Regions from separate parts of the Mus musculus genome. Here region 2 is linked to region 1. A link is a contact called in ENCODE Hi-C data. All regions are on one chromosome and are shown on one strand. The core of a region is the stretch at or near the end of the contact, and the rest is flanking DNA. Distances in the headings are between cores, read along the strand shown. Region 1 holds the start of 9230102O04Rik (RIKEN cDNA 9230102O04 gene). Region 2 has its middle 6.6 kb from the start of Gm31496.

Evidence for each region. A loop is a pair of places that touch in the nucleus more often than their neighbours do.
Region 2: a loop to region 1 is called in a map of v-Abl transformed pro-B cells, with 2.8 times the contacts of the local background. The contact joins the enhancer-like site here to the promoter of 9230102O04Rik in region 1. A Hi-C loop is called at or near these places in 1 of 37 maps with a recorded cell type or tissue (v-Abl transformed pro-B cells).

The regions. Positions count from the first base shown.
Region 1 is chr2:9,888,010-9,894,898 of GRCm38, forward strand. It overlaps 9230102O04Rik (RIKEN cDNA 9230102O04 gene), which reads right to left and starts at 1,531. Exons shown (of 4, transcript NR_040511.1): 1 at 1,203-1,531.
Region 2 is chr2:10,297,914-10,303,976 of GRCm38, forward strand. No RefSeq gene overlaps it. Among named protein-coding and RNA genes, the nearest start is that of Gm31496, 6.6 kb to the right of the region's middle. Within about 2 kb of position 3,003, at least 1 of the 3 ENCODE cell types and tissues checked has a DNase peak (open chromatin) inside an H3K27ac peak, as active enhancers do.

The sequences.
Region 1 (6,889 bases), core at 281-2,780:
CTGGTGCCTACAAAGCCAGCCCACTGTCTCCAGACCGGGTTGGAATTAACACTATAAATGACACTGCCCTGTGGAATGGGCCATTATCATAGGCACAAACGTGTTTGAAGCATTTTCTTCTCACTTTTGAACAAATGGTTCAATAAGAGGTTCTATGGGCACGGTCAGGAGTGAACATCGTATGAAGAGCTAACAAACTAGTAAGCCTTCAAAAGTGTTTTCTTTCTCTCAAGGTTTGGGTTTATACGGGCACCCCCATTCCCAAAAGTAGTCTCTTTGCCTTTACTTCACACCACTGCTGCAGCGGCCACCACCACCCTTTAGTCGGGATTAGTAAAATAGAATTTGAATGTTTTTGGCTGGACTTGATTGCTGCTGTCTAATCCAGGCATAGAAGAATATTCATCAGAGTTAAAAGGATCCTATGGGTCCCAATTGTCTTAAATTATTTCATGAGGAAATTTTATTTTTGAGGAGAAAAATAAAAAAATAAAAACAGGAACTAGAAGCAGTCAAGGGAAAATTCTATAAAGGAAATGAAGCTGTTTGCCCTACCCAGGACCCAGATAACTGCAGTGTCCTGCTTGGAGTAAACACACACACACACACACACACACACACACACACACCTTCCCATTCCCATCCAATAGCAAGGGCATCTGAATCATGTACCAAGAGAATCTACCACGAGTACATTTCAGCTAGAGTGAAATGAAACCCTTCAAACACCGAGGTAGAAAAGGGTCAGGGTCCATTTGTTTTGGCAGGTTGAATTTTCCCTTCACAATATTTTTGCAAAAAAAATATGGAGGCTGACTTTTAAAATAAATATATCCTTGGGGAGAAATAAAACAAAGTTTTGTCCGTGGCTGAACCATGAAGTCAATAAGTTGGGGCTGCTCCAACCGGTTGGGTAGAAAGAGGTGACTCAGTGTTCAGCTTTGGGGTGGTCAACTCCTGGGAGAAGGAGACCGGTCAGAGCCTACGGAACTGTTGAGGTGGGGCGGAAGACAGAGGAGAAAGGAGAAGCTGGGAGTCCCGAAAGTGTTAGTCGGCACCCGTGGAGTGGCGAGAGCTACCGGGTGATGGATGTCACGTTGCAGAGTGGGTGATACCAGGATAGGCACGCTTTTCTCCTAGATACTGTCAGCGACCTGTCTCTACCTCCACAAACCTGAAATTCTTTCCATTTAGACACCAACCCGTCTGCGCCTCGGCGGGGCGTCCTCTGGGGTGCGATGAACCCAAGAGTGGAGCAAGCTGAGAACACCATTTGCCAATCTGGCAAAAGGAAAGAAGGGGATCTTCTGGTCCATTGGGGAACCCGGAAGAACCATCTTCGCCAAAGCAATCCTGCCAGTCCCCAGCCCTGTCGCTCCAGCTCTCCGCCACCAAGTGGCAGAGTCACACTCTCCAGTAAGCTGTGAGGACTAGGCTGGAGCCATGCTCTTAACAACCTATGCCCAACCTGTTGCCCTAATGCACCCTATGAACTGTCCAGGAAAGCCGTGGGTCCTGGGAAGATGTGACTGGCTTCCGGGAAGCGTAAGAGACACAAGTACCCTTCCTCCTTACGCGCGACTGGATGGGGGCTGGAGCAGAGACCAGAGAGGCACGCATGTGCCCACGTGACTACAACAGTTGATCCTCCCAATCCCCTGCACCCAGCGGTATCTAGATCTCACTTCTGGGTCTCGCGGGCGGGTGGGGCTTTTTACGGTTTCCCCATGCTTCCCATTCACTTCCCATTCAATGCTTCTTGTCCCCCTTTAAGGTCCCTGCTGTCCCTCCTCCTCTTTCTCCTTACCTTCAACAAGTTCGCCTCCAATTTGAAAGCCTCTTTTTCCTTAGAATGTACGTCCTATAGGGGCACTTCCGAACCAAAGCAGACTTTCTTCCCTCTCCCACTCCTCTTACTAAAGCTCCCTCGCGAGCACCTTCTGTCCCCCAGGTCTCCTCGGGTCTGCTCTGCCGGCCTCGCCGCGCTCCTTCCCTTCTGCCGACACCGGCTCCGGATTGAACACTGCTCTAAAACGTAAAGAGCTGTGAAAATGCGGTCGCGTGCCCCACCCCCAACCCCGTCATTGCTCCCAAAAGTCTTAACTGGAGGAAGTTGGGCTTCCAAAGAAACTTGGAGGCTAAAAAAGAAAATCCTAAGAACTACAGTGGTCTGGCTGGGGCTAAAGGCATGATCTGATTCTCTTAACAGACAGAAGGGTGGACAGGGGAGTTGGGGGGCGGGGGGGGGGAGTATTGAAGTGGGAAGGGAATGAGGTAAAGAGAGAGGGTCCAGCGCAGTAGCACCCCTTTAATAGATTGCCCTGTCCTCAGCACTCCGGAGGCAGAGGCAGGTGGGTCTCTAGCTGGTCAGCCTGGTGTACAAAGCAGGACTGAGAACCCCTGTGTCGAAAAGGAAAACAAAAAGTGGAGATGAAGGGGGAAGTGAGGGAAAGGCTCTGAGGCATTTATTCCTGATTACTGGACATCGCCTGAGCACAGTACAAGGATAGTGCTCTAAGAAACCACGAGTCGCTGTCTGATTTTACAACGGAGTTGCTTTCCGGTTGAAATTTCAATTTCTGTCTCTGTCTCTCTCTTTGTCTCTGTCTCTGTCTGTCTGTCTCTCTGTCTCTGTCTGTCTGTCTGTCTGTCTGTCTCTCTCTCTCTCTCTCTCTCTCTCTCTCTGTGTGTGTGTGTGTGTGTGTGTGTGTGTGTGTGTGTGTGTGACAAGAAATGACATTGCCTCATTCAGTGGTGATAACAGTAGTTCACGCCAGGGTTGCTGGAAGCTGCCCTGAGAACAGGACGGTCCCATCACTAATTTTAGGGAGTGTTTTCATTGAGGATGTTTGTGTGTTCTCTGGACACATAGATCACAAAGACACAGGCCAGTTCACAGCCACGGAGACATAAAGACTTCCCTGTTGGTTGCTTGCACCTGTGCCCTTTCTAGTCCAGCTACCTCGGGTTTTTCTGACTCCACTTCTCTTGCACGGAATAACCACTGAACCATGGAATAATTGCTGATCTGAACTATTTCATTTCTGTTTGGGGTAGAAATGGGACCAAGAGACAGAGGTCATTCCTCACTGGTGAGGACTGTGAGCTGAGCTACCGAGGGAGACAGTGTGGAACCCTGGGCCTGGGGATACATATTGGCTGTGGATGGTTCCTGGAAGCCATTGTGCTCTCCTAATGGCCACCATCGCCAGCTACTTCAAACCCAGAGGTTAGTTCTGTAGCTTTTCTCAGATCAGGATCTAAGGCACTGGGTTTGAAATATAAAGGGAGGTCACCAGGCACATGGAAGAAGAAGATGGATCATTAAATGACTCTGGGATAAATGGAACACGGGAGGCGGAGGCGGATCTCTGTGATGGCCATGGAGATAGGTTCACCCGTGGGATAAAGAAAGGGATTCCCCAAATAGAGGAAATAATCTCTGACAGGATCTCCAATCTTTCTGAGACGGTGTGGTCAGTTAGTGGAGCATTGTTGTGCAGAAGGACGAGGAATTCGTAGCATCCCATTTCAGTGGGTTCCCAACACATCATTTCCTTGCCCTAAAACCAGAAAGTACTTGTCACTGTGTCCATCACTCTCCAACATCATCCTGCCTTTTCAACCGTCACTTTGAGATTATGTTAGAACTTTAAAGGACACTCTGCCAAACGTCAGTACATTTAATGATTACTCTGTAGACGGTGTGGTCAGTTAGTGGAGCATTGTTGTGCAGAAGGACGAGGAATTCGTAGCATCCCATTTCAGTGGGTTCCCAACACATCATTTCCTTGCCCTAAAACCAGAAAGTACTTGTCACTGTGTCCATCACTCTCCAACATCATCCTGCCTTTTCAACCGTCACTTTGAGATTATGTTAGAACTTTAAAGGACACTCTGCCAAACGTCAGTACATTTAATGATTACTCTGTGTTTAAAAGTTCTAATCGGTCAAGATAGGTACACCCCTGTAACTGCAGCCTTAGAGAAGCTGAGGCAGGAGAATCATGATTTTGAGGCTAAAGTGGGTTACAAAGTGAGATTCTGTCTGAAACAAAATAGGAAAACAAAACAAAAATCTAGGCTTTCAGTCCCACTCAGGGGAACTTATTCTGTAGAGGAGGAAGGTTTGGCTTGAAGGTATGCAAAGGCCATACAGCATGGAGCCAACTGCCCTCTGTTTTGTCTTGTTTTGTTTTTTAACACCCCCCCCCCCCGCAACAAAACATTTTCATTAAAATCAACTTCCAGGGTTATGATTCAGAGTGTGATTGGGGGTGGGCTGCAGTAGACGCCTTGCTAAAATGTAGCTATGAACGAATGTCTCAAATGGAAGTTTGGAAGAAGAGCCACTAGAAATTAAAAACAAAACAAAAAAGACAAAAAGACAAAAAAGAACCCTCAGACCCAATCCACCCAGGCATCCTAAATAAATAGCCCCGTTTGCAAATTCCTATCAATTATTACGTGATGGGAAAAAATCCTATCTGAAAATAAGGCACGTGGATGGGGAGAATTTTAATTAAATCTTACTGTGGATATAATGGCATGGAAGTGATTTTTCATCCGGCGCTTGCCTGCTCACCAGTGTTTTATGGCGTTTTCTTGCCTCTGACTTTATTTTAAAATATTAGGCGAGGTGGAGAATTATAAACGGCTCTTTCCTTATCTGTCCTGCTCACATATCCAGGATCAGAGGAGCTGATTAAGAAAGAAGTCAGAGGCAACGCTGGATTCATAATGATTTGGATAATGAATCCTTATCTCTGCTTTCCAGATTATCTGCTTTTCAGCTCCCAATGTTTTGTTACATGGGATAATTTATTGCATCTAATACATCACAATGAATCTGATGGTGGAAAGCGATGGCCAGCATTGTGAAAAGGGGGCCCTTATTTTTTTATCCCTGGGCAATGAAACTGCTTTTTGCAGTTTTTAATTGGGAAAATATAAGGTAGATCTGATAAAAGGGGGGGGGGGCTGGGTATAATCTTGCCTGCCCGTGCTTTACCACGATGCTCTTTAATTAGTGTGTCAATTTCAGGCTGAAATTAACAAGATCGACCTGAAACCAGTGGTTAGTTTCTCCCCAGTGCAGAGATCCTAATTTTTAACATGATTTATTTTTATGAAAAAGGAGATAATTAATCATAAACACTGACTAAAGCACAGGGCCAGGTTAAGGGAAAAAATGCTACTTGCATCTTTATATAGAAAGATAGCAATAATGGTCACTTTCCCAAGAGTCCCTCTCTCCCCAGCATCTCTCTTGCCCCCCACACAGTTCTCACCCCCCACGACCCACTCCAGCCCCAATCCAAGCTAACCAGAAAATAAAGATTAATTCCAGGTTCCTCCAAACAGTCATTGCTTTTGCTCTTGTTCATGAAGTACACGCGCACCGAGCACACACACACACACACACACACACACACACACACACACACACACACAGCTTTCAGCTTGCCTGGCTTTGTCTGTTGACACATGCAGAACAGGCACAGCTTTGATTTTCTTAGGGGGTGGGTGGGAGTGGGGGTGGGGGGTTCCTCCTTCACTCCACTCACCCACTCACATCAACTTCTTTCCATTTTAGAGAGAAGGGGGGGCACATCTCATTTAATGGCTAATTAGTTCCAATAATTGGCATTTTTGTTTTCTTTTGTCTCTCATCCTAACACCAAAAGAACAAAAGCCATCGAAATGCAACAGGCATCACTCAGCTCTGAACAGGACAGATGTCAAGAGTCCAAGACTAAGGCAGCAGCCCCTCCCACCCCCAGTGTCTGACAGTGCTTATGGATATCCATGCTTAGCCCCCCCCCCCCCAGTGTCTGACAGTGCTTATGGATATCCATGCTTAGCCCCCCCCCCCCCAATGGGCAAGAGTCATTAGTCATTCACCCTTTAAGCTCCCTGTGCGTGTTGATTGCTTTCTGGTTGTTTGGATCAAATAATCATAGGGAATATGTAAACGAACGAGAGGATTCATACATATTCACTCTCCAATTGTTTCTCCTGACGTCAGATGGTAATTTCTTGGTAATTGGATGACTTGCACCCGAATACGCATTGTCGGAGTTCCAGAACCCCTCCCCTGACATATGCCTGTTTCTCCAGGAAGATTTTGTGGTGGGTGAGGAACTTTTCCATAAAGTTATTTCCCATGATTCCTATTGTTTTCTTCTTATCCTACACATAAGTTTTACTTCTTACAGTGTGAGAATTTGAAGTCTGTTTCTGGGACTATAATGCCCCAGATAGTTCTTGAGGAGACTGAATCAATCCTGTGGATGTGGCCAGCAATGATGGGAGAGATGGCGTACACAGGGGGAGGCAGGAGCAGGATTGAGTTCTGGGGCGGGTGGGGGGGGGGAGCATCCTTTCTAGTCATTCCTGGAGTGGTACAGGGGGAGGCAGGAGCAGGATTGAGTTCTGGGGCGGTTGGGGGGGGGGAGCATCCTTTCTAGTCATTCCTGGAGTGGTCCTGACTTCCCCCACAGTGGTGTTACCCAGGGTTCTGATTCATCTCAAATTCAAGTCTCAATTCCTGAGCATGACCTACACCCTTTAGAAAAAAGAGGAAGTCAAATAACTATAGTCTCTTTAAAACTTGGATTTTGGTTCTAAACAATTACCAAGTTTTAGGTTTATACAGAAGAAGACACCAGGTTGTCTGGGTTATTTCTCCTTTATCCACCAGTTCTTGTCCTTCCTTGTTATAGTGGACCTCAGAGTTCTAAGTCTGGACTCGGTATCCAGATAGTTTCCTCTCTTCCTTCTCCATAGTCCCCTCCCCCTCTCCAATTCCCTCTTTCTCTCCTTTCTTTATGACAAATCCCTCCAAGAATTTCAAGTATCAATTATAAGTAATATGAATTTCTCAGCC
Region 2 (6,063 bases), core at 1,753-4,252, 410 kb after region 1:
TAGAGTTGTCGGAAATGTCCTACACGGGCTCCCATGTTTGAATACTCGGTCCTCAGCTTGTAATGCCTACTTCAAGGGCTGTGGAATCTTAAAGATGGGCCCCCGTGGCTCGCTGGGGATGGGGGCTGTGGGTTGGGTTATCGCCTAGTGCTGGTTCAGTCCTGGTTCTGCGGCTGCTTCTTGAACCCCTGATTTGTAAGGAAGCCACCTCACACTCCAGCCTCCACAGTCGTGAGCCGGTCCTGCTTCCAAGCTTTCCTCACCATGATTGATGATGCCCTAAAACCGGAGCCAAGATAAATCCCTGTCACCTCAGGTCGCTTTTGTCAAGTGGAGTCACAGCAATGACAGGCTAACACCACACACGCATTTGGTAGTGGTGGTGGGGGTAATCTTACATCATTATAAATACATATCACTGTAAATGTAAATGGATTTCAACACGTGACATTTCTTTTCAGTGACAGAAAACAGAATACCCCAAGCCCCTATATATTTTACACCAATTTTGACATTCTAACAACGAGAGTGATATGGAATTCCCTGCTCACGCTCTGTTTACTTAATATTTAAATTAGAATAATATTTAAACGAGGTGACCCAACTTTTTCCTATTTCGTTACACACTGGGCCAGGTTCAGAGCCATAATAGAACAAGGAGCTTTATGGTTATCAAATGTCTATTTATTTGTGCCGCAACCTCCCTGTACGCAAAGTTTGGACCCGGACAATGACAGAGATCACAGCAAAAATGCTGCTTTTGCCGGGCGATAGTGACACATGCCTTTAATCCCAGCACTTGGGAGGCAGAGGCAGGCGGATTTCTAAATTCGAGGCCAGCCTGGTTTATAAAGTGAGTTCCAGGACAGCCAGGGCTACACAAGAGAAACCCTGTCTCAGAAAAAAAAAAATGTTGCTGTTGATTCCTGGGGAACAGTTGGAGTTTTAATTGATGAAGACATGTGACTGCCTTAGACACCAGTGTCCTTATAATGGTGGCAGTCTGGTTTACTAAGCCCAGAAAAAAAGCTTAGAAGCCCAGGAAACACGATGTGAAAGCAACTATTCTGTGTAGAATCTCTGCCTCTCCAATTTCAGGTGGAGAATCCACGCTTGTGGAAATCCAGCCAGAAGGGGAAGGTAGGGGTGCAAACTTTCAGAGATGAGGAGGGGAGATGCACGGTACCCCACAACCCAGTTCCTTACTACAACATGAGAGATCCGGACTCTAGTCCAAGAAGCCCCTCTGCTTTGTATGTTTGCTACTACAGCAGACTTTGCTGTCCCGACCTTTCAAACCTGTTCCTGAGCTGTTCGTGAGACACTGCAAAGCCTCAGCTAAGGGATGTGGCCATGTTGCCCTCTGTAGAAACTGACCCTGCTTTCCTCACCCTCGGGGCCACACGCTTGTGGGACAGAGTCAAGCATAGTCCCAGGAAGGGCAAAGAGCATCACTGTGACAGAAACTAGGTTGAGCTGTCATTGGTTCAAGGACTGCTTTTAAATCCCCAGCGCCTCGTGTCCTTTGTCTTGACTGGCTTTATGCTTAACATTGAAAGGAAATGAGTTGAGGGGAGAGTCACTGTCCCCACCACCTCCCCCAGAGACACCAATATTGACTAAGACTAAAACAGCAAACAGTATCAGATAACCTACTAAAATAAAGCAGGGAAAGCCATTATGCTTTTCCTTTATTGATCCCATTCCTGCTGTCTACATGGGGGGACGGGGGATAAACACAATGTACATTGTTGAAGCTGGAACTCTCTAAGGCCACAACAACATGTTGTTAAAAAGCAATACATTTATCAGTGCATGGGAAACAAGCCATTACACAGAGCTGGGCCCCTGTTGAATAGTGTAGTGATGTGCTTAACACCCAACGGACAATGCTGAGTGGGACAACGACATAGGCATAGTAAAAGCACATTTAAGAAATTATCGAGCAGGCCTCTTCTGAATGGCTAAAGTAGGCGCTTTTGTTGTTTGACCTTGTATAAGTTCTGATACATCTTTATAACAGGAATATCTTTAAATAGATACTGACAATACAGTCCATGCTAGTTTTCTGTATGAAGTTCATGAAATATTGGTCAGTCGACGAGTGGAATCTGTTAGGATAACACTTGGTGTTGATGTCTTTAATTCTGGTTGTTCTGCGGATTGATAAATCATGACTGCATAGAAAGCAATCGTCAGGCTGGAGATGTGGCTCAGTTAGCAGAATTCTTAGCCACATTTTACTCATACCTGGTTTGGGTAGATATGATCAGGCAGGCACTTGGCTAACAAACGGACCAGATAGATGACGACATATAAGCTCAGCTTTGATTTTGACTCAGGTATTGTCAACAAGTGTTCACATCTGTTCTTCCTGTCGGCCAGGTACTGTGTAAGAACATGGCACGAAGGAGAACAGAAAAATTAGGGAAGATCTCTTTAGTCTGCTGTAGAAAACACTGCTTGCAAGTATCTCAGCTTCTCTTCCTGTAGCAAGAGGGTCAAGGCAGTGCACGTGGCTGCCCACAACGCCCCCTCGTGGCTAGTTCTCATAAATGAAACACAGGGAAAAACAACTCAAAATTCTGATGGCGATTATGAGTGTAAAATATTTTATGGGTCTGATCGGGATTAGATGAAAACAAATGAAAATTAAATTATCCATTTTAATTTTGTTTCAGTCTATTTAATGGAATAATGGAATTACAAGATTTCCTCTTTTACTTAATATTCTGTGATCCAATTTGTAAAATGTGAAGTGAGAAGAGGGAAAAATATGATTTTAGTTTTAGTTCAGTGTCATTATTACTAATTTCTTCACAGTTCCGTTTCCAAACCATTTTAAAACTCAAGTTTAGAGTACTGCACTGGTCACTTTCCTTGCTGCTGTGACAATAGCTAAGGCAGGCAGACAGGCTGGCTGGCTGGCTGGCTCAAGGAAAGGCTTCTCTCAGCTCCCAGCCCCCAGCTCCCAGCTCTAGGGCACCGGTCCCTGGGAGTTTACGGAGCTTATGGCGCATCAGCACAGCAGCTGGTCACATGGCTCTAGTTAAGGAAGGGCGGGCTTCTCCCAGCTCTCAGCTCCAGGGCGCTGTCCCAGGGAGGTGATGGCGCAGGAGCACGCGGCAGCTGGTCACGTGGTGTCCACAGTGGGGACTCAGGAGAGACAATGCTGCTGTCTTTTGCCTTTTTTTGCTCTAAGAGCCCAGTTTAAGCAATGTTGGGGTGTGTCTTCTCCGTCTCAATCTCCCTAGTCTAGAAAATTCCTCCCGGCATACGCTTAGGTTTGTGTCCACATGACTCTAAATTCCAACAAGTTGACAAGATTAACGGGCATTATGAACATGAAAATATTAAAATGTAAAACCTAAATCAATATATCTATTAAAGCATGTTAAATTTCCTGTGGCCAATTCTCACATGAATTTTTCTAGACTTTCTCTTTTTTTAATTATTTATTTAATTTTTATTGTCTTTTTAACTACAGAAGAAAATGTCTTTCCATTAACTTGTCATTTTTCTAGGCTGTAAGGACGGCTGTATCCAGAGAAAACTAACTCGAACATTCTTTAGTCCACATTCCTGTTTTGCTGGTTCCTAGGCAGGAGTCTTGACTCTGAGGTACTGATGAAGTTGACCTTATTTGGTCACAGTGGAGTGGGGGGGGGGGGGTGGAGAAGGAGAAAAAGGAATGAGTCAGACGGCCCTTCTGGCAAGAGGGGTGGCCCTTTCCTTGGGTTTTTGATAATACCTATGGCTGTTGAAGAGGGGGGAGAAGCAGGGACCCAGAGTATAATGGAGAAGAAGTCTTGGCCAAGCTGTTTTCTGCTTAATCCTTATCTCAGGTCTGGTTCTACAGGGTTCTGCTGGCTCTGGGGACATCAGTTTTGCTTGAGGGGACAATCTGGCTTCATTGTGATGCAACGGCTTCCTGCAAAACTTGCTGAGATAATTTGAGGAGAGGTAACACAGAGACAAAAGCTGACCACAGGAGCCCTGAGTCTGGCAGGAAAATTACCAGAGCCTCCCTTAGGACAGGACAAGCAGAGGACAATTTTGAAGGACTTCCGGACACTGTCTCTTCTATAGACCACACTTAAAGCCTTAAAGCTTCTGTTACCCTATGTCTTACTGCTACAGAGTCAGGAACAGAGAGTGGTACTAGGCACGTCAGGGTCCATCAGAGGCCTGAGAGGCCGTGTCAAGGGTAGGCTATGTGTCAGCTCTGCCAATGTCACCAAGGGTTAGCAAAGAGTACATTGAGACCCTGGGGGGAGCTTTATGATGAGGTATGAACGATATCTCAGGAGGCAAAGCGAGGGCGGATCTCACTTTGTCACTGAAGGGTCAGCAACAGTGCACCCCGTGAAGATTCGGAGTCCAGAGCACATGGGTGGTGCACATTTAAAGACAGTAAAAGAGGTGAGAGGGAAAGATCTGCCTAAGGACAGCTTTGCAAACACCGTACAGTACAGGGTTGCCGCAGTGGTGAGAATGTGTACAGCTCTTGAGGACCAGAATTCAGTTCCTAACGCCATCTTGAAGTGGTTCACAACCTCCGTAACTCCAGCCAGGGGCTCTGCCACCCTCTTTTTGGCCTCCATATGTTCTCACGGACACACACACACGTGAGAAAACACACACAATTAAAATTGAAAATAAACCTGTGTTTGTACATCCTCTAGAAGGCAGCTCAAACCATTTTTCTCTAATTGATTAATTGCCTGGACTTCATGTTTCCTCCTCTCTGGGCTCCTAAAAGTCCATTCATTGCCACTGAATTTGCTATGGGAATAGCCAGGTAAACACAGCCCCCAGAGACAACATCCCTCAGCGCTTTGAATTAGATGGAGAAGCACCAGAACCCAGCCGACTGAGAGTCCATGCCGCAAGGCATTTACTTTCAGAACATTCTAGCTGTGACTTACAATGTCTGAGCATCCGGCTCAGACCTTTAAGTTTGCAATGTAAGCAGTTCACAGCCTGAGCTGCCGCTCAGCCCACACTTCTTTACTGAGTGGACGGTTGCGAGCTGCTCTGTTGTTCTTAGTGACAGTACTGGACAATGGTGAGGCACGTGACAGTTCAAGACAGGGCTCAACAGAAAGTTTCTATGGGACAATCCACACTTCTATCCCCGAAACTACATGTCCACACCCAATCCCTGTTTTAAAATTATATTTTGAGACGGGGTTGATCAATCTGGCCTCTAAATTCATAATCCTCCGACTACACTCAGCCTCCTGAGTATCTGGGACTCCCAGCCTTGTCTTGCATTGCTAACTTGTCCCGACTTCTAGTCTGCTAGGAATCCATCTTTACTTCTTGCCTTTCTGAAGAATCAACAGGAGTGAGTTCATTGAATCAGCTCCTTCCTCTTGAGCTGTTGGGACAAAGTTACTCCTAATCTTGAAAGTTTCCAGGGTTGTATCTGACCAGTCACCTGCCTCTTGCCCAGCTTCCTCAGGACCACAACAAAAGCTACTCCTTGATGTCTCCTCCCAAGAGTCAGCACAGATAAACTTGGTCATCATTTGGAGCACACCATGATGAAGCCTGTGGCTTTCGGTCTATTTTTAAAATGCCAGATTCTCTTCACAACTTGAGAAAGAATATTACAAACCCAGAAAAGCACAAGACTAAGAACAAGAGATGCAAAGGCTTCAGACAGTACAGCCAATCAGGTCCGTCCATTTCAGTCTGACTAAGGTCACGAATCTCCAAAAGGATGTCACCTCCCCAAATGTGAGACCGCCTCCCCCAAGTCCTGTGTAGAAAAAAAAAAAAAAAAAAACTCCTGCGATGTCCACTTCTCCATTCAGATTCCAAACCAGCTGGTGAATTCAAGATCCTTGATGAGAAGTCAGCTTCCAAATGGCCCCTTCCTCTGCTGGAGCCCACCGTGTCCATCCATCACCACCACCTCTCTTGCATGCAAGGGAACAGTGCCTCTCATCCATCTCTAATCCCCACCACACACACACACACACACACACACACACACACACACACACACACACACACACAGAGCTTACACTCATGCTCCCATCAACCTGACCCCTA